Linked DNA regions of Mus musculus: region 2 is linked to region 1. A link is a loop called in an ENCODE intact Hi-C map of the cell type or tissue named here. Cell type or tissue: left cerebral cortex. All regions are shown on one strand. Each heading gives the region's core, and the rest is flanking DNA. Links, peaks and the distances in the headings are about the cores only.

Region 1 (10,500 bases), core at 3,158-5,657:
AAACTCTGAGACCTTTAGGAAGCTCCTCAGAACTGTGGAAAGAATTCTAAACATAAATTGAAAATATATAATTTCTCCTTATGCAAAATATGAGGATGCAATATGGACTGTTTGGTGGTGCTTCACAGATCTAGGGGAGCAGAGACAAACAACTGTTTTTACAGCACCTAGCTTACAGTCTTTATTACAGCAGCTCAATTTGACTAAAACAAAACCCATACACACAATCCCTTACTTCTTGTGACTGACTTAACTTCTTCCAGTACTATTCGCATCAGCTATAATCATGCCTGTTTTTGTATAAGATATATGGCCCTATTTAAAAAATCCCCTTAGTGGCTTATACTAGCATTAATTAATATCTTCCACTAAATAGGACTAATAATCTGATGGCTAAGAAGATATTGATGGTAACATGACTCTAAATCAACTTTAGAACTGTAGTTTATACTTTTTCCATAAAGGGTCAGACATTATTTTCACTCTAGCTATATAATCCCTGCTATTATAGCTCAAAAGTATTAATGACATTGCATTAAGGTGTGGGTTTGCCTGTTTGAATAAAAAATTGATTTATGAAAACAGACTGTGGGACAGATTTGACCTGTGGCCACAGTTGATAATTTTGCTACCTAACAGATTATATGATGGACAATTCTTTTGGTTAACAAAATTGGAGAATGGAGAGCTGGAATTTGTAGGGCCTAGCACAGTGTTTAGTGACTGCTCATATAGAACGAGTACTTTAACTGAGGAGAGAACATGGTCAAAGAAAAGAAAAAAGTTGAGCTCAAGGTTTTGTAGGCTCAATGACTCTCAGTTCTTAGGAGATCCAGCATGAGTCACTGAAATAACAACCAAAGAACTGAGTGATTAGCTATTATCTTTATCATCAAGGTTACTATTAAAAATTTGAAGATAAAAAAATCATCATGAAAAGGTATGAAGAGCCAATACTATAAAGAGATATGTTTTGAAAACTATCAGATGAAGTGGATAATAGTACATTGGAGCAGAAGAGCACAGGGATCTGGGGTTAAGGGAGCACTCATCAAGGTAGGGAGCACTCATCAAGGTAGGGAGCACTCATCAAGGGAACGGAAGCAGCATCTATTGAAGAGACCGTGGAAGGAGTAAAATAAAGAACAGTGAGAAGCTGTACTTGATATTAAATAAAGAAAAGAGCTGAACTTGTTCAGCTTCCAGTGTGATAGAAAATTAAGATTTTTATCCCTTAAAGTACCAGAAACCATCAAAAGTTTTAAACATATACAAGTACAAAATCATCTTGGTGGTGAGAACTTAGTGTAGTTAGTGCTAAGCAGTTTAGTGTTGAGGCAATAATCCAACCACGAGCAACAGTTTTTAAATTAACTTGTGTTCTTCCCCAGAAACATGACCATTCAAGCAGCATGTGATTCAGGCCTAGCTTTATGGTAAGTGCTGGAAACATGCAATGAAAAAGACAGTTACTGCCCTCAGTGCTGACCAGTGTGTCCTAAGAATGAACATAAAGAATGGTTTGCAGAATGATAGAAATGGCAGTCAAGACAAAGTAGTAAAGAGGGGGAACTTCACTGTGCAGAGGAGACTCCTGAGACTTGTCAGACATAACTTACATTGTTTCCAAAAGAAGAAAACTGCAAATGTGATACTCAATAGAGGTGAAAAGAAAAAATATCAATCAAATGAAGGGGGGGGGGGAGGTGGTGGTGTAAAACAGGAAACATCAACTAAGACTGTCATTATTTTTATTATTCGCTGATCAGCATTTGAAGTACTTTACCTATATATTAGCCCAGTTAGAGAAACAACAACCTAAGAAGTACATGTTGTTACTATTTCCATTTACTGAAGAAAAATGAAAAGATTTCCCCACAGTCACGAAACTGGCAGTGGAAGAGGTCAGATTCACACGTAGGATGTAGGTGGGTGCCATATTACCTCTCATAGATGAGATTTACCATCGAGTGGTGGCAGCCAATGATCTGAGTACAGGGAAGGCCCTCTGAGCAAAGGGTATAGAGAGCAAGGAACACAAGCAAACAGAAAAAAAGCTATAAAGAGCTTTAAACAGATGTGCAGTGGGGGCATGCCTGAAGTCTCAGTAATTTGGGTGACTGGAGCAAGAAGATTGTGAATTTGAAGCCAGCCTGGGCTTTGAAGCAAAAACCTGTCTTAAAACAAAGTCATAAACATCCATAAAAAGGTAGAATAAGGTCCAAAATGTGTCTGAGGAGTCTGAGCAGGCAAGACAAAAATCACAGACATGAGAAGGTAGAGTTGTATAAAATACACAGGAATTAATAAAACCTTGACGGGCAAAAGAAATGTAGTAAGTCACAGAAAACAGCATGAGGGAGCCATTGGTCCAGTTAAGTTTCTTTCTTTCCCCCAAGTTGGGAAGACCATGATATAAATCTATATTAGAACAAGGGTTACTAAGGTAAAGAGCTGGGGCTGTACTTCACTGGTAGAGAAGATGTTTAGCATCAACAAGGCCCTAGGCTCGCTTGATCCTCCAGCCCAGCCTGGTCTATAGAGTGAGTTCCATGCCAACCGGGGCCTCACAGTGAGAACCCGTCTCAAAGAAGTCAAACCAAACCAAACTAAAACAAAAAGAAAACAAAAAACCCTCCTCACTAGATACTTGTAGGACACTGATCCTGCGATGCTTGGGAATCAGGTAGAAGGGGACAGAAGGGACAGATCTTATAAAAGATACATGATTTGAAATTTGCAGAGTAAGTATAGCAATAGTATCAAAGTGGCCAGACAACATGCTGGCAATTAGAAGAGATCTTCACAAGTCGGGAGAACTGAAACCATGGGGGAGACATGAACACATCACGGGACGGAAAATGCATTATGAATGAATTGCTTCAAGTGGAAAGGTGAAGGAAAGACGGAAATGTAAGCTGCAGTTAGGCTCCACCAGGGCAAGAAGCAAGCCTTTCTGGCTCTTTGTTTAGTTGTCAACAGTGGTCAGAGACCAGGATACTGTGTTTTCAGACTTGCTTGTCATAACAAAATTAAGGCCAGAGTCAATGGTATGGAAAGCAGGGTTCCTGAAGTTTACAGGATCAAGACCCACTGCAGCTCACTCAATGACTGGGTTAAGCAGGGTGGTGGTGGTGGGGGGGTGGTAGTGGGAGGTGGTGGGGGTGGGAGGTAGTGGGAGTGGGAGGGTCGTGACAGATGATGATAAACAGGAGCACTGGGGGAAACAGGACTGCTGACCCCACATGAGGACATGCTCCTGGAAGGTGGAAAAATAAATGCTTTGGGACAAGCACTGGGAGAGCTGGGAGAACACTTAACTTCTGCCTCCCAGTCCTGAGACAAAGCAAGAGGAAGGAGGACCCGGGAGAATGAGCAGCCCCCACTTGAAGGTCTGCCAGAGAAGTGGTGTGCTCGGCTCTGTGCCAGCTTTCAGTGTAGGCCGGAGCGGTAAGGAACACTGTGTGATGAGCAGCCCAGGCTCCAGAAGGCAGAGTGAAAAGAGGGTGGGAGGAGAGCCGTGGGAAGATGAACCGGGAAGGAAAGTACAGAGCCAACAGAGCCGTCTGGGAATGAGATTCTGAAGCTGCCAAAGCCAGCCTTTGCTAACAAGGAAGCGAGGGAGACCAGAGTTGTAGAAAGATCCGAATCAGAAGGTTGGGACAAAATAGTGCTGGTGTCAGTTACACTGCTTGACGCATTCTGGGTTTAAGTGTTAGTACCTTATTAGATATTTTAGTTAGAAAAAGCGTGCATTCTTACCCAGCGAGACCAGCTTTCCGTAGCTGTCCATCATGACATCTTTATACAGGCTTCTCGGAGCTGGATCCAGATAACCCCACTCCTCCTGAGTAAGAAACATAGCCATAGCCTCAAATGTCAGCCACTGCTGGAATTGTTTTCTCTCTGTAGTCAGTTCCAGTGGTCTCTCCACTGAAAGTGGGAGAAGTTATTGTCACTTTACCATGCTCCCATTCACTAGGAGGAACACGGTAAGTAAGAGTTCCAAAAGGTGCTCAATTCATGGCACCTCACACTGAAAAGGATCTGGACTGGTCTAGATCCACGCCTTCCAAACTGAAGGTCTTCTCTGCTTTCGTTATTACACACTAATACCACGACTGTTTTTAGTTAACAGCCTTAAGACCACCCCAACGTTCCCTGGCCTCACTGTTCGCCCCAAGCTTCTACCCACACCAGCTTGGGACCCAATTCGACGCAGTTCCATTAGGTTTTCTAAACACTCACCTTGAGTTCAGACATTGTGCTAGCTGCAGAGGACAGACGAGATTTAAAAAAAAAAAAGAAGAAAAGAAAGAAAAAAGTGCCTCACCTGAGAAACTCATAAATGAGATCTAACTTGGAGCAGTCTTAATTTTCCCCAGCCGATTTATCAAGTTACTCTTGAAAAAAAGAAAAAAAGAAAGAAAGGAAAAAAGAAAAAGGGGCCTTGGGGAGTTTGTAAGTGAACTAAAAGCACCTTGCAGCAAGGGGTATGTCCCGCAGCAAGGGGTACACAGGAGTTGACTGGGGTCCTTTCTTAAGAGTTGTAGAAATGGCCAGGAGGGGGACAGGGGAAGAGGTGATGGCGCGGCCTTGCTGTCTTGGGAGTGGCGAAATAACGGAGATCTCTTGAAAGGGCAACTCACCTTTGGCTCCAGCGGTGGGCTTGGGGACGCCATCGCCTCGTTCAGGAATAGCAGCCACACGACATTGGGGCTCTGATGAGGCCTAGATGGCTGTTGGAAATAAGGCTCGGCGAGAAGGGGCTCACCGGATGGGTCTGGTGTGGTCCTGCCTCTGTCTCGGAGCGGTCAAGTTCCTAGGGGCATATCAGACGTTCTGTCTGGCTGTCCTCCAACCCCAAACCCAGTCCTCTGTCCCGCTGCCTAGCCTTAGGGTCTCCCTGTAATATCTCCTCCTTGTTGCCAATTCCTCCGCCTCAAAGTCAAGCTGCACTACTACCGACCACCCCCGGACCAGAAGGCGTTACCCGGAGCCTTCGCGGAACCGCTCCAACTACAACTCCCAACATGCCCAGGGAGCGAGCCACCGCCTTCTTCCGTAAATGGCAAGCGAACTACATTTCCCGGAATGCATAGGTCTGGGCAACGTCAGGGGCCGCTGAAGTAAGCTCTCATCTGATTGGCTGAGTCGGGCACGTCTGGCGCTCTTGGGTTGCTTGTCGAGAATGGCGGCGCTGATCGTGTCTCGGTTAGCAAGAAGAGGCTGGCTGTGGAAGCTTCCCTTGGCAACACGTAGAGAATTTTGGTCTCGATCCAGGTAAATCTGAGTGTTTCTCAATGGTCTAAGTTCCACGTAAGTAATCAGAAGCGGAGGGGACGAGTTCAGAGGGTTAAGATGGGACCCTGGTCCTGAGCCTTCAGGAGTTAGCGTGGAGTAGGGATCCGAGCTAAAAGCTTACGTTTCTGCGATTGGCAGGACCGCTTCTAACGGCAACACGGTGCGCTTTCCCAGATTTCACTGATGCATACAACAAATAGTTTCTAAATGCCTTCCGTGTCTCTAAGTGTGTACCCAGCAGTACTCTCTTTCCCACGCTTTAGTTCCACACGGGAGGGAACTGAGGCCCACTGAAGAGAAGCACGCACATGGTGGATCCAGAAGCCCCGTGACTTAACTGCTTATCCACAGTTTTCCTCACTGCATCCTGTGGGATCTATGTATATTACTTAGATAATATTTAGGGCCTGAAAATTTAACCGCTGGGACCTCAGAGAACAACGAACGTATTAAGTTAGAAGTTTGAATCCTCACCCCATGTATTAACTCTAACCTTTCCCTGGTTAGTGTCAGATGTCCCAAGTTCATTTCTTTTTTTTTTCACTCAACAGATATTTTAGTGTTTACTATATGATAAATATTAAAGATAAAGTGGTTAATTAGACCAAATCTTTGTCCTCATAGGAGAAGGGGGGCAGTTGGTGATAAACTGTTCATTTTTCAGGTAACCGTTCTTTAAGGTGTAAATGGATGTAGTGATGTATATTCACATAGAGGAGAGATTTCAGCAGTCAGGCCAATCCCACCTTTTTACATCCCTTTTTGCGTTCTGTTTGTTTGTTTTGTTTATTGTCAATCATCATAGCTCTGTGTTAGAATTTTAAATCTTGAAGCATAATTTCTTCCATGTTTTTCTTGCTCATGATTGCTGCAGCTATTCGTAATTTAAGATTGCTCTTTATGTCTTTGGGAAAAGCCATTCGATTTTTTTGAGTTAAGTATTTAAGTAGTGCAGACATGGAACAGTCATTGAACATGGACTGTCTCTTCATTTATATGTGTGTTTTCTGTTTCTTTCATGGATGGTTTAGAGTTTTAGAGTATAGATCTTTAACCTGCTTGGTTATTTTTTCCTAAATATTTTTTTCCTGCTGTTATAAACAAACCAGATTTCTTGATCATTTGGGGGGGGGTGATTTATTATTTCTCTAGAGAAACCACTGATTTTATTGAGGATTTATTTTATTTATGTCCATATGTGTATGTATAAATATATGTGTGCTGATACTCTCGGAGGACAGAAGAGGGCGTCAGATCCCCTGAGTTTGGTGTTACAAGAGATTGTGAGCTAGCAGCCTGAGGTGGGTGCTGAGGACTGCACTCTGGAAGAGCAGCGAGTTCTCTTAACTTCTGAGCTCAAAGCTCTCCAGCCCTCGACTTCTGACTCTTTATTAAATGTCTCTGATTGCTATTGACTGGCGGAGGCTTTGTATTCTTTCTTGGTTTAGGGTTATATGTACCTGGGATCTTTAACTGCTTCTTTTAGGTTCTGCAGCCTGTAAAGCTCCTTCTTGTAACTTTTTATTTGTGAAACATCTCTTGTATCGCCGTATATTTCTGATTTTAATTACATGAGGTTTTGAGGTTTTCTGTATTAGCCCTTAGTTTTGTTGGTTTCTTTTTATGAGATTTGTGTCTGCTCTGCTCTTTATGATTGCTTTTGTTTTGCTAACTTTGGGATTTACATTTTTTTCTTTTTTTTTTTTTTTTAGTTTCATGTGGTTCAATATTAAGTTGCTTAAAATCTTTAATGATGTAGTCATTTATTACTATAAATTCACCTTAGTGCTGGCTTTCTTTTTATGTTTGTTATTGTCTTTGTTAGGGTTTCTATTGTGATTAAAATACCATGACCTAAGCAACTTGAGGAGGAAGGAGTGTTAGAAATAAGCGTCACGGTTCTAAATAAATCACACCGTGCAGCAGGTCTCACATGGGAGGTTTATTGGGAGGGGGTCAGAGGCAGCCTTTGGGAGAGTGTGGAAGGAAAGAGAGAGGGGGGCAGGGTGAATAGACACAGCAGGAGCCAGCAGCTACACTGTCTTCTAGAGAGGACATGTCTCTTCTCTGGGTCTGAGAGCTGCCTGTAAAGACACCTGATTGCTGTGAAGTCGCTTCCAGTTGTTCATGGGTGTGCCTGATACTAACAAGGGGTTTATTTTATTTTACAGCTTGGGGTCAGTCCATCATCTGGGGAAGTCAGGCCAGGCTCTCAAAACAGGAACCTTGGAGGCAGGAACTATGTAGAGACCATGGAGCAGTGCTGCATTCTGGCTTGCTTCTGTGTAACTTGCTCTACTTGATTTCTTTTAGCACACAGGACCACCAGACTAAGTGTGGCACCACCCAAGGTGACCTGTGCACTCCCACATTAATTATTAATCATTAAAATACCTCGGGCACAGGCTGGCCCATGGGCCAGTCTTGTGGGGGCCTTTCCTTAAGTGAGATTGATTCCCTTTCCCCAGATGACTCTAGCTGTGCCAAGGTGACAGAAAAGTAGCCAGCACTGTTATGTTATACATTTTCACCCAACTCAAGATATTGTGTCTGTGTGTGTGATTGTGTATGTGTTGTGTGTGTGAAGTTGAGTGTTTTCTTCAGGCATGCCCTGCTTTATAGTTTAAGACATGGTCTCTCATTAAACCTGGAGCCCTATGACTTGACTAGACTAGCCAGCCCTGAGACCTCCTTTCCAGTTTTCTGACTACAAACATGTACACATTCTGTTAATTTTCTCTCCTGGATGCTGAGTATTGAACACAGTCCTGATGTTTGGTTGTTTTGGTTTCTATTGATGAGACTCCATGACCACAGCAACTCAACTCTTTTCTTTTCTTTTCTTTTCCTTTTCTCTTCTCTTCTCTTCTCTTCTCTTCTTTTCTTTTCTTTTCTTTTCTTTTTTCTTCTTTATTGGATATTTTCTTTATTTATATTTCAAATGTTATCCCATTTCCTGGTTCCCCCTCCCCTGAGATACCCTATCCCCTCCCCCTCCCCCTGTTTCTATGAGGGTGTTCCCCCATCCACTCCCACCTCCCCACCCTGCCATTCCCCTACACTGAGACATCCATCAACCTTTCACAGGACCAAGGGCCTCTCCTCTAATTGATGCCCGACAAGGTCATCCTCTGCTATGCTGCTGGAGCCATGGGACCCTCCATGTATACTCCTTGGTTGGTTTAGTCTCTGGGAGCTCTGGAGTCTGGTTGGTTGATATTGTTGTTCTTCCTATGGGGTTGCAACCCCTTTCGCTCCTTCAGTCCTTTCTCTAACTCCTCCATTGGGGACCTCATGCTCAGTCTAATGGTTGGCTGCATGCATCTGCATCTGTATTTGTCAGGCTCTGGCAGAGCCTCTTAGGAGACAGCTATATCAGGCTCCTGAGAGGCTGACCACGGCAACTCTTATAAAGGACAACATTTAATTGGGACTGGCTTATGTTTCAGGGGTTCAGTTCATTATCATCATGGCAGAAAGCATGGTGGCATGCAGGCAGACATGGTGCTGGAGAGTTCTACATCTCTGCAGGCAGGAGGAGAAATAAACATTAGGCCTGGCTTGAGCATTTGAAACCTTAAAGTCCTCCCCCCAAAGACATATTTTCCTCCACCAAGGCCACACCTCCTAATAGTGCCACTCCCTGGTGACCAATCCTTCAAATCTATGGGAGTCATCCCTATTCAAACCACCGCACTTGGCAGGCATTTTACCCACAAAGCCAAGTCTCCGGCCCTTTATGATAACGAGATACTCTGGAAGCTCCTTTGTTATTTCCTCGTTGACCCAACGGTATATTGCTTAGTATTGATACATTTGTTAATATTCTTTTTCTCTTGCCTTTCTGGTGATTAGTTTTTTCCTTTGTGGTCAGTAAGGCTATGTTGTATGATTTTGAACTTCTAAATTCATGAGGCTTCTTCCATGATACAATGTAATCTATCCTAAAAGATGTTTGATATTGGTGTTCTATGTGAATAGCCTAAGCACTGTTTGTTGAACATGTATTATTGAGTTCAGTTATTTTGGTGATTTATTTTTTCAGGCTTGTCCATATTTACTTAGTATGTTTCGGTGCTCTGGTATTGGGTACATGTTTATTTATATCCAATTAAATTGAATTGATCTTTTTTTAATTATCTAATAACCTTTAAAAGTTTATTTGGTTTGATAGAGGTGTAGCTCTTCCTACTTTGTTTTGTTTTCTATTCCCATCGAATACCTTTTTTGCTATCAGTTTTGATTAATGTAGCCCTTGATTCTGAAAAAAAGTTTCTTGTAGACAGCATATAATTAGAGTTTGGTTTTTATTTTGACGTTTTGGTTATGAGCCTTACCTTTAACAAGTGAGCCATCTCTCTAGTCCTCAATTTTTAAATTTTTAGCTATTCTATCTTTTGGAGTGTTGAGTCTTTTACCTGAATTTCATTTTATTCTGAAAGCGATGAAATGTTAGGGAAGGGACTGGAGGACTATGGGGAGGGAGTGAGCCAAAACTCAATAAACAACTCTTTGGAGAATGTTTGTTGAAATAGCGATTAGTTTTCTTCAAAAATGGAAGCTCTTTCGGTCTATTGTTTACCTTAGAATACTTTAGTAGAGTCCTATTTCCCTTTCCATTGACATAGCAAAATGAATGAAAATGGGTGATTTATAAATACCTTGGCACTGTTAATTGTGCTACAGCTACAGAGGGCCTTCTTGCAGCCTCATAACACATCAAAGGGTAGCATGTGGTGAGGCAGAGCAAGCCTGTCTCTGTCATACCACTAATGCTTTTATGGACTTCCCAGTCTCCTTAGCTCATGAACTCTAATTATCTCTAAAAAAGACCTAATTACAAATACAGAGTGTCCAGGACAAAAGATTTTGAGGAATTTATTTAGGCCACCGCACATATTGAGATGTTAATCAAAATTTATGAAGGACGAAGGATTAGTTGGTGGAACAAAGTCTTAAGTAAACAAGAAAAGTTATATTCCAAAGCATATTTTTGGCTTCATTTCTGGTACCCTGTTTTCAGTAGGGATGGTGAGTTTCAGTCAGATGCCAAGTCATGGAAACACATTACTTAGGTAGTTCACAAACCAAGGCATTTAAGTGGTGTTTCAGCCAGATTCTCTTCTACGAGCTTGTTAAGTTTGTTTTTAAAGAACCTCAGATTTACAAAATAGACCATTATATTAAAGATCTTAC
Region 2 (10,500 bases), core at 3,919-6,418, 76 kb before region 1:
AGCAACTCAACAAGCCAAAATTCTAAATGAGTAGTTGCTGTTCCCTGCCTCCTTTCTCTCCTAAGCTTCTAAACACTCCCTACCCATTATCACCTTCCTATCTCTCTGCATGTGCATTTACCTTCTTCTCAACAGGACTGACAGTGACTTTGAGAAACACTGTAGGTGATGAACACTGCGGCAGGATGACAAATCCCCTGACCCACTGCTTTCCTGATCCCCGTCAACCTAAGCACCCTTCACCGTCCACAGCAAATGTGATTAAGCGGGGCAACTTGAGAAGAGGATGCTCCTGGATTATCCACATGTGCCAGGTACGATCACTACTGTGCTTAGTAAGCAGGAGGCAGGAGAGCCAGCGTCAGTAACAGAGGGAAGTGCGGCCAGCTCAAAGTACACAGGAAGATGCTCACCCAAGAGAGAACATAAACAGGATCGGAAGACTGAAGAAAGATGAGGAAACCGACTCTCTTCTCAGAGCAGCCAGAGAAGAAACCGCTTGCCAGTGCCCTGACGTTGACGTAACTTTGGACTTTTAACTTCCAGAACTGTGAGGTAATAAGTGAGGTTCCTTTTACACCAATTTCTTTTATTTGGAGTGTGTGTGTGTGTGTGCAGGTCAGGGGACTCCACCAGGAGAGCCCTGGGTATCATACTCAGGCTGTCAGGCTTGGCAGCAAACGCCCTTGCCCAGTGAGTCACCGAGACCTGCAGATACTAAAACTGTGATATATATATATGTCTAAAGTGAGAAACTGATGCAAAGAAAGACAATGATTAAGAGAAATTCAAGAGATATGACAACAAAACAAAACAAAAACAAACAGAAAACCCCAAAACCACAAACTATGATTCTGGATCTGCATCCAAACTAGACTTTTTTCCTTTTTGTTTACTGAAATGGACATTACTGTGACAATGGATTCGATTTAAATAAAAGCTGTGAAATAGATAAATAGTCTTTCAAGGTTCATTTTCCAATTTTGAGATGTGTGCTGGGGTTGGGCAGGCTGTCTCTGTATTTATAAAATAAATGTGGAAGGATTTCAGGAGAAGGGGGCAGGACTCCAAGTTACTGTCAAGCAGCCATCCATTCACACAGAAACATTCATAAGACACAGAAGTAAAGACAGAGTGATGAGCCTAAGAGGGTAAATGTTCCCTTTCGAACAGTTCGGGCCATACACATAAACACACACACACACAATGTGTTATTCTAAATCTGAAATTAATTTTAAAAAGAAAGCATTTATGTGTTGAAATATTGTAGGCATGATGTCTCTGTGCAGTGTGTAAAGATTAAAGATTACCCTCCTGTTATTCAAATGCTAATTTCTCTGTCCTCATATCTTGTTGCATTCCTGACAGAGCATTGTAATGCTTTTTCCAAATCTCCGGTTTCAAGTTTGCATAAACAATGCTTACAGAATCGATTTTCTTTTCTTTCTTTCTTTTTTTTTTTTTAACATATTCTTTTTTGATGTGCGTGTGAGTAACTGCATCTGTGGGAAAATAAGGGAAGGAGACAGAATGTAACAATTACCTAGACATACAACTGAAAATCATCTGCCTATTTTTCTGCCTACATGGTACATAAATGAAATGGAGGTCCCAGCCAGGCATGTTTTTGGATGACTTTAATTCCAGCCTTAGTAGGCAGAGGCAGGTGGATCTCTGTGAGTTCATTGCTAGCCTGGTCTACATAATCAGTTCCAGCCAGTCCTACTAAAAACAAATGAACAAACAAATGTAATTATAGATTATCTCATTAATTAATTAATACTCCAATTTCTGGTAGGAGTTGGGTGGATTTATGCATTACATTTTCTGCAGAAGACCTTTATAAATTCTGGCCAGATGTAAAAAGAACCAAAAAGCAATCTGAAGGAGGCAGCCACTTGATAAATTGTGTATTGCCTGATTTTCTCCACATTGTGATAGAATGACAGACAGAAACCACTTGAAAGAAGGAAAGCAAGGGAGGGACTAGGGACCAGGTATAACTTTCAAAGGCCAGGTCTGACTTACCTCCCTCCTCCAGCTAGGCATCCATTCCAAGGCTTCCAGAGCTTATCCAAATACTGTCACCAGATGGGGACCAAATGGTCAACACATGCGTGTGCAAGGACATTTCAGATTCAAACCGTAACAAAATGTGACATTTTCTACTTGTATTTTTGTTTTTGTTGGTTTCCCATTGTTTTAATCTTCACAGCTACTGAAGCAGAAAAAAGAGGATTCCAAGTACACAGTGGCTTTAGACACACTTCACTGCTAGGAGAACTGGGAAATGAGGGGAAAATGCTAGAAGCCAGAGAGCAGCAGAATGACTGAGATTCACCTTAGTATAAACTGCAGCCACAGCCCCGCTGACTTCTGAACTTCTCAAACTCACTGGCAATGCCCCAGGCAAAGAGGCCAACAAATCAAACAAAATACCCCAGATACACATCAAAAGAGGGTCTATGTTTGAAAGATAAAACTGCCCTGGGTGAGATTCATACTTTTTGCTTTGCTGTGTGTGTGCAATTGGATAAAGTCCACGAAGCTCAGAGCTGAAGCCTTACTCAGCTTTGAAGCATCAGGGCATCAGCTCAGGGGGAGGCGGAAGAGAGGCTAGAAATTTAGATAGGGAGGTGTAATACAAGAAAACAGAAATAAACTAAATCCCCCCAAACTGGATTTAGAATCTTCTCAAATCTTCAGGTGATTGCAAATCTACTGGAATACAGACAAGACACCGTGGGGGAGTGGGGAGCCTATGCAAGTATAACAGAAGCTGGATGGATGGGGAGGGGTAAAAGGAGAGGAGGAAAAATGATCCGAGATATCAGCTATTGCAGGAAACACACAGTGTGAAATTGAACACTGAATCCAGGCAAGTAAATTGTGTGCTAGAGCAACACCCAATAGTCCTTGGAGAAAGTTGTAGACTTCAGAGTTAATGCAATACCAGCAATGGCCTGTTTTGTTTTGTCATTCATTAGATACGTCTAGAGAAAAGAGAAGAAAGCCGGAATAGCTGGTTTATTATCAGATGCGTTATAAACATACTGCCAAAGGTAGAGGCACTTTGTATTGGTAGAGGGGAGAGCCGTCATCCGTGTACATACGCCTGATTACAGAGCAATAGAACATATGATAAGACGTGTGAACATTTAAAGTGAGAAGAAAGTGGATGATGCACAGCTTCATTAATCTTCACAGACAGTTTTCCACAGCTGACAAAGCTAGAAAGTCAAAACCAGGAAAGACAGTGTCAACAGTACTATGCCTGACAGGACGCTTTAAAATAATGAAACCACTGTAAAACCAAACAGTTGCCCAGCATGTATCGCTCCAAGGCCACATGGAACACTCCTCAAAGACAGGCTTTATTCTGGACCGTTAAAGAAAAGCTCTCCACAGACTTAGTGAACAAAATCTTACGGGTGAGTTTTCTAATCTCAAAAGAACTGGGAATAAAACACTGAAAGAAGCACTACCAACAAAGTTAAAAACACACGCTGTCTTAGTCAGGGTTTCTATTCCTGCACAAAACATCATGACCAAGAAGCAAGTTGGGGAGGAAAGGGTTTATTCAGCTTACACTTCCACATTGCTGTTCATCACTGAAGGAAGTCGGGACTGGAACTCAAGCAGGTCAGACAACAGGAGCTAATGCAGAGGCCATGGAGGGATGTTTCTTACTGGCTTGCTTCCCCTGGCTTGCTCAGTTTGCTTTCTTATAGAACCCAAGACTACCAGCCCAGAGATGGCACCACCCACAAGGGGCCTTTCCCCTCTTGATCACTAATTGAGAAAATGCCTTACAACTGTATCTCATGGAGGCACTTCCCCAATTGAAGCTCCTTTCTCTGTGATAACTCTAGCTGTGTCAAGTTGACACGCAGAACCAGCCAGTACACACAGCTAAAACATACAAACCAGACAAGCAAATGACAAGAAATTTTCACCTAAATCAGGCAGATATCATGGCCTTTCTTGTAGTTGGTTGTCTTTTTCTGCGATCACCTCAAGGCTCCTTCAAGTGGACACAAAGAACCCCAGTGACATGAGTTCTGAGAGGCTTCAACAGCAGGAACTTGGCTCAATAGGCTGAGCTCAGGATTGTTCGCCTCTGTAGTAGAAAGCAGCTAGAACATCTGGAAACAAGATGATGATCTCATTTTTTGCATCAAATAATTTACTTATGGAATTTCCTCTTTTTAACCCTGTAAACTCGTATGTACCCTGTTACAGAAAGGGTTTTACTGGATATTTTCTATCGGTGCCTCCTAATCTTGCAACTTGTTTCCATCCTGAGTATTTAAGTGATAATGATCAGACAATACAACATTATGATCACCAAAAAAAAAATTCCTATTATATGTACATCCAAAATACTCATTTAAGTCCTAGCCTACACTGGCAAACTGACATGGAATAGAAGCAATAAAAATGGCCACAAAGATGTATGGTGGTGAGAGCCCTGGTGAGGCCAGGGTACTAAGCTGGCTGTTTTTTACCTTCTCATAGTCAGACATGCAGTTTTTTTCCCCCTTCCTTGAGTCATTTCCTATGCTTTCCCTGTGTTGCACGTCAGGATTACTCTACCCCAGTGCGTATATTTTTCTCCCTCTCCAGTTATGTCTCCCAGGGGCTTTTGCATTTAAACAGAAGGCGTTTAGAAGATTAAAGCCCATTCAGAAACAGAGAAATAGGTTTCTACACAAACGCTTCCGCAAAGGGCGAGATGCTTTATTAAAATACATCTTTCTTCTTGTGCCCACCTGATGGAATAAAACCTAGGCTTGCATTCACATTATAAAAGGGACATCATCCTGTTCTCCTGACTTGGGAGCGACCCTGCTTTTCCCTCGCTGCCCATCAGTTGGCGCCTTTTGCCTCTCCCCCACCCCGCCCCGCAACCCCCACCCCCAAGCCAGCTTTGGGGGCTGCAGTTGCTCCGCAGCTCTCAGGTCACGTGGCCTGGCAGAGCGAGGGGAGCCCTGCACCGGAGCGAATGCTGGAGGAGGCGAGCCTTCCGCTACTCTCCGCCCGGCAGGGTTCTGCCAAGGCGCCACCATCGAGACCAGCCAGCCTGGGCTACAGCAGCGGTGGCCTGGGCTACAGCGGCGGTGGCCTTGGCAAGCCAGGACGTAGCTGACGCCTCCACGGGGTAGGTTTCCTGCCGGGCTGGTGTCGCGGAGAAGCGCGCCCTCGAGGGGACGCGATGTGGGAGCGACGGCCGATGAGGGGAGTGGTGCTCCCGAGGCCTGCGTCCCCCGCCCTGAGCCCCGCAGGCTGGCTCGGCCGCGGCCCCGCCCTCGGTGCGTCTGTGGCACCAGGCGGGTCGCCTCGCTCTTTGGCTGTCGCCGGCCGGGCCGGGTTGTCACCAGGCCCGAGGATGCAGCCCGGGAGCCCCACACAGCGGCCGGCCTGAGCGCTACCCCCTAATGGCTGCCCGGGAGCGGGGGCCCCTCCGCCCGTCCTCGGCGGGGCGCGTCCTCCAGCGAAGGTGACCGGAGGAAGGCGCCCCTCCCGCTCCCGGGAACGCCCGCGCCTGGAACGCCACTGCGCTGGACTCGCAGTCTCTGCCTGAAGGTGGGCAAACTGAGGCCGGTGGGCAGAGGGGACTCCCCAAGGTCAGCGAGGGCCCTAGATGCCAAGCTAGGGGTTTTCAGTCACTATTATTTTCCCCAGAGTGGATGGATGGGTGTGTCGCAGCTTTCGCTCAGGTTCTTGTGCCAGGCGTCGCCCGTGCCGCACTGCGTTCAGGAGGTTGTCGCGGGACCTGAACCCCCGCAGGTCACAGTGACCTGGCATCTCCTGCTCGACCCTTGCTCTCCCTGCGGGACCACAATGCGGCTTCAGTGATGATCTCACCATGCGGATTATCACCAGAAACTGCAGGTGTGGGTGTGCGCGCAAGTGCACGCCGGTTTCCCTGAGAGAAATAAACCATGTATGGGAAATAGTTTTATTGGAGGATTTCTAGGGGGTCTTTATGCGCCACATAGTTTATGAGACCAGAAGAGCAAACAAGGTTCGTCTAATGCTTAATATGATGAGAACCAGAAAAAAAGAAATGGAAATGATAAGCATGGAGCAAAAAGAAAAAAAAAAAAAAAAAAGAAAAAAAAAAAAGAAAAATATAAACAAAACTACATCTTTTAGATTGTTGAGATTCTCTGTTTAGCTTTAAATTTTTCTATATTTGAAGTTAATATTAACAATGTAGTTATTATTAATAATGTAATTATATTAATAATGGTATGTAGTTTTAATTTGCTTGCCTTTATCCATAGGAACCCATACCTAATTACCTGTGTTTGACTTGCTCATTTATATGGATCCATATTTTAATTGGAGTAGTTTTTCTAATTATAATTCAAAACATTCTTTAAAATGCTTTCGTTAATTTTTTAATGTGTTGATAGTAATCTGACTATCAATTTGTCAAAACTTTGAACTATTTGAACAATTAAATGGTACATTTTGTTGTACTAAATGTGCCTCAATAAAGTTGTTTTTAGACAAGATTGGGGGCATTGAGGGTGGTGTGGCTGTAGACCAAAGTTGTTTTTAAAAGCTAGGAGAATTATACTGGGTCATGAGAAAAAAAATAGGCTTAATAAGATAATAAAACATGCTATAAAGTCTCAGTAATTAAAATAACAAGAGCCATGGCACACACTGGCATAGTGGCCCAGGCTCGCAATCCTAGTGCTAGGGAGGTTGAGGTAAGAGAATCTCTAGTTTCATGTCAGTCTGAGCTTCATAACAAGACCTTGTCTCAATATAATAAATAAGAATTAATACAACAACAATAATGAAAAGGGACAAACTCACAAATATAAGATATCTAATACACCATAAATGTAGCAATTTAAATTAGGGATTAAAGGGGATTTAGGCTTACTTGCTGCCCTGCTCACCGTCCATGTGTCTGGCACAAGACTCATTGTGGAGTGAAATTTTGAGTACAGGTCACTGAGGTCATACATGTTCTTTGCAGACATGTAGAAAGCCAGCAGGAAACCTTCTCTCATGCCTCTCAGCTCACTTTCATTAAATTATATTCCCTATATGTAATAAAAAATGGTCATACTATGTACATTTTCTATAATTTGAATCAACATAGCTGCCCTTCTCGTCCCATTTATCACTCAGCCCTTCCTATTACGAACAAAATTTAAGGAAGACATTCTTACTGGTTCTAAGAAGCATAAATCATCATTGCTGCCAGGTGTATTACTTGCTATCCCACATCAAAAGGTGTGCCTTGGAATTACCTTGTAAGATTTACCAATTCCTGTGCAAATGCTTGTTTGTTGAAGCCATATTGCTTCCTCTTGGAGTAAACTGATTTGAGATTGTGTTAATTCTCAAAACTTGTTTTGGAAAAAGGACCACCTCTCTATTAACTGAGACTTTCCGGTAGGAAAGTGTTCTTTTAATGCATTTATTAGTGACTTTTAAAATATCCTTTAGTATAATTTTATGTGTATAGTCTGCCCATGTCTCCAAATTATTTGTATATTTCATTTTTATTCTAAATATATTTCTTTTCCACTTTACCTGAGTTTATTTTTTAATTCTGTCAATGAAGTTTGATGGATGGGATGAAATAATTTATTTTATGTGTTTTATAAATACATAGTATGTATGTCTCTTCAGAGGTAACCAGTGGTTCCATGCACACACACACACACCATATTGTTTTATGTTGTTACCTACCGTGTCGTAAAAGTGGTTCTTACTGTTGCTGATGGGTTTTCATTTCACTTTCTTGGGCTCAGACGCTCTCGTACATGTTGGGTAAGAGCAGGGATCCTGGATTGACCTTTTTACTACTACATTCCAAAATCTTTGTTAACCACTTCAAGTTTATTCTGCCTTAGCTTGCCCACCTACAAAGTGAATTTAATAACTATTATAGGCTTTTTATGCAGATCCACTCAATGCTTAAAAGAGTCCCTGTCACATAAATGCTGGGCAAAGTTAGAAATAAGTTGTTCTCTGCCCAGTATGTGACTGGGCTGTATGCTGCTCCCAGTTTTATAGCAGAGAAATAAAGAGGGCCATGGTGGCCAAAATACAGTCATTAAATCTCTTCTTGGTATAGAGTACTTACTGTGCCAGGCCTGTGAGGCAAATCAAAGACAAATGACACTGAACCCAGTAAAAAGGGACTTAAGCTGGGCATGGTGGCGCACGCCTTTAATCCCAGCACTCAGGAGGCAGAGGCAGAGGCAGGTGGATTTCTGAGTTCGAGGCCAGCCTGGTCTACAAAGTGAGTTTCAGGATAGCCAGGGTTATAAAGAGAAACCCTGTCTCGAAAAACAAACAAAAAAACAAACAAAAAAAAGAAGAAGGGACTTAAAGGGTTGTTGAGTGAAGGGTTATGAGTAAAGTCGTGAAAGGCATCAGGCAACACGGGCAGTGTGTGGGCTTTGAATTTCCTGCTTATGGATTGATAGAATCTTTTTTCCACCTAAACAGGATTAAATCATATTGCTATCTGAGAGCCAATTGGTCCAAATGGAATCAAGGGTCTAACACACCCTGGAGTGTGCAGAGAGGATGTAATAAATCTCTGAAAGTAGATATTCTACTCCGTACCTCGGGGTTCGTATCTGTGGACCCAGCTAACTTCAGATCGAAAATGATCCAAGAAATGAAATTTTCTTTAAATCAAACACGTTTGTATTAATTTTTATTGTTATTCTTCCCTAAACAAAAACCATAGCGTCCTGCGTTCTGACCAGTATTAGAGCTAATGTAATGTATTTAAGAAGTGCAGACCGAGCACATAAAGACTGTGACAGTTTATATAAAGAATCTAAGCACCTTCAGATTTTGGTATTCTGAGGAGTGAAAGTTCTAGAACCAATCCACCTTGGATCCCGAGGGACGGCTGTACAATCTAAAGCCGAAAGTGACAGCTAAATGCTCTGAGGAAAGCCCCAATGTGTAAGGAAAAGGTGGTCAGTTCTGTCGGGGAAACCAGGCTGTTGTTTAGAAGGGACCTGTACCTCTTGATCTGTTTTTCCATGGTTGAGTTGCTATGTGTAAGGAATGTGCTGTTGGAAAGACTATCAGAGCTGAATTCTGGGGGGTCTTGGCAAAGCAGTTGGACTGTCCTCTGCAGATACAGGGGAACTGTTATCGACCAGGTCTACAGAAAAGAGTGCTGTACTGACCGTGCTTGAGAGGGTCAGATGGGAAGGGACACTGTCATCATGGTTTGCAGCATCCTGCCCCATGCCTGAGGAAAGGCTTCTCCCTCAGTGTCTCCCTCTGAGATTTTTTAAACTGGTTTTTAATTTAGCATTCAGAATATAGTTATGGAACATTTAAAATACTTTTTATAATTATTATTATTAAAGACCTTTATTAACAGATGGCTTGCAGTTTGTTGACTTTTTCTTTTTGAAAAAATCAAGTGGTAAACTTTATTACAAATTAAAAATGAGGTTTTAAAAAATCTCAACTTGACCAGTTATAAAACAATTTAAAAACTGTTAAAGGTGTATTGAGAAAAACCAGGCCTTTTTTTTCCCTTAAAAAGCATGTTTGTCATTACCAAAAAAAAAAAAAGAGACATCTTTAGGTAAAAATAATAAAAATCCCATGCTGCATTGATAATGCAGATAGTTCCAATGTTTCTAAGTATAGCCTGCTCAGTTGCTGTCCTAGTTAGGGTTTTACTGCTGTGAGCAGACATCATGACCAAGGCAAGTCTTATAAAGGACAACATTTAATTGAGGCTGGCTTACAGGGTCAGAGGTCCATTATCAGGGCAGGAACATGGCAGCATCCAGGCAGGCATGGTGCAGGCAGGGCTGAGAGCTCTACATCTTCATCTGAAAGCTGCTAGACCAACTTTCCTCAGAGCATTTAGCCGTCTCTTTCTTTGTCTTTCTTAGTTCTTTGTGTTGGGTTTAGGCCTCGAGGACTTTCTCTTGTCCATCAATTGCCCTTCTTGTTCCACTTTATGCCTAGGCAGAATTGTTGGTGAGACTTTATGGCTGTAACTTCTGATGCTATTTGGAGCACAGTCTCACAGCAACGTTCCTGATCCTCTGGCTCTCACAATTTTTTTTTTCTGCCTCTTCTTCCACAATGTTGCCTGAGCCTTAGGTGTGGGAATTATTTTGTGTGTGTATCCCTTGGGACTGGGCTCCACAACCTGGCATTTTAATTGTCTGTGGCTTTCTGTAACAGTCACCTTCTGTCGCTAAGGGAAGTTTTCTAGATGACGGGTGGAGATTAAACTTATCTGTGGGGGATAAGGACAAATATTTAGAGTGTAGCTAGGCATTATGGTTTGGTAAAGTGGTAGTTGTAGGCTCTGATCTGATGCCTGAGCTCACTAGTTATTTTGCCCACCTTCGATATTTACTTCCCCCACCTCCCTAATTAAAGGCCCACCATTTTACCCACTTACCCAATCATTTGTACCTTGCTCTTCCTCTCTCTCTGTCCCTCCCGACTCCCTCCCCCAGCTATGCC

The links. Peaks named below come from ENCODE experiments on the same cell type or tissue, not always from the same donor. Only the 100,000 strongest peaks of a DNase experiment are listed, where the experiment ranks them.
Region 2: a loop joins it to region 1, with 8 times the contacts of the local background. A loop is called at or near these places in 3 of 42 quality-filtered maps.

Annotation. Positions count from the first base shown.
Region 1 is chr4:49,515,745-49,526,244 of GRCm38, reverse strand. It overlaps Mrpl50 (mitochondrial ribosomal protein L50), which reads left to right and starts at 5,162. Exons shown (of 2, transcript NM_178603.4): 1 at 5,162-5,283. The coding sequence starts at 5,192. Zfp189 (zinc finger protein 189) reads right to left here and starts at 5,069. Exons shown (of 3, transcript NM_145547.3): 1 at 4,650-5,069; 2 at 3,763-3,847. The coding sequence starts at 4,682. In left cerebral cortex, for the core only: a CTCF peak has its summit at 4,533; DNase peaks (open chromatin) are centred at 3,487 and 5,086; H3K4me3 peaks cover 1,992 bases; H3K27ac peaks cover 1,736 bases.
Region 2 is chr4:49,592,285-49,602,784 of GRCm38, reverse strand. Pgap4 (post-GPI attachment to proteins GalNAc transferase 4) reads left to right here and starts at 4,909. Exons shown (of 2, transcript NM_025944.4): 1 at 4,909-5,161. It overlaps Gm33106 (a long non-coding RNA gene), which reads right to left and starts at 6,946. Exons shown (of 3, transcript XR_390562.3): 1 at 6,905-6,946; 2 at 3,957-5,929; 3 at 3,013-3,230. In left cerebral cortex, for the core only: a CTCF peak has its summit at 4,948; DNase peaks (open chromatin) are centred at 5,146, 5,499 and 5,816; H3K4me3 peaks cover 2,256 bases; H3K27ac peaks cover 2,009 bases.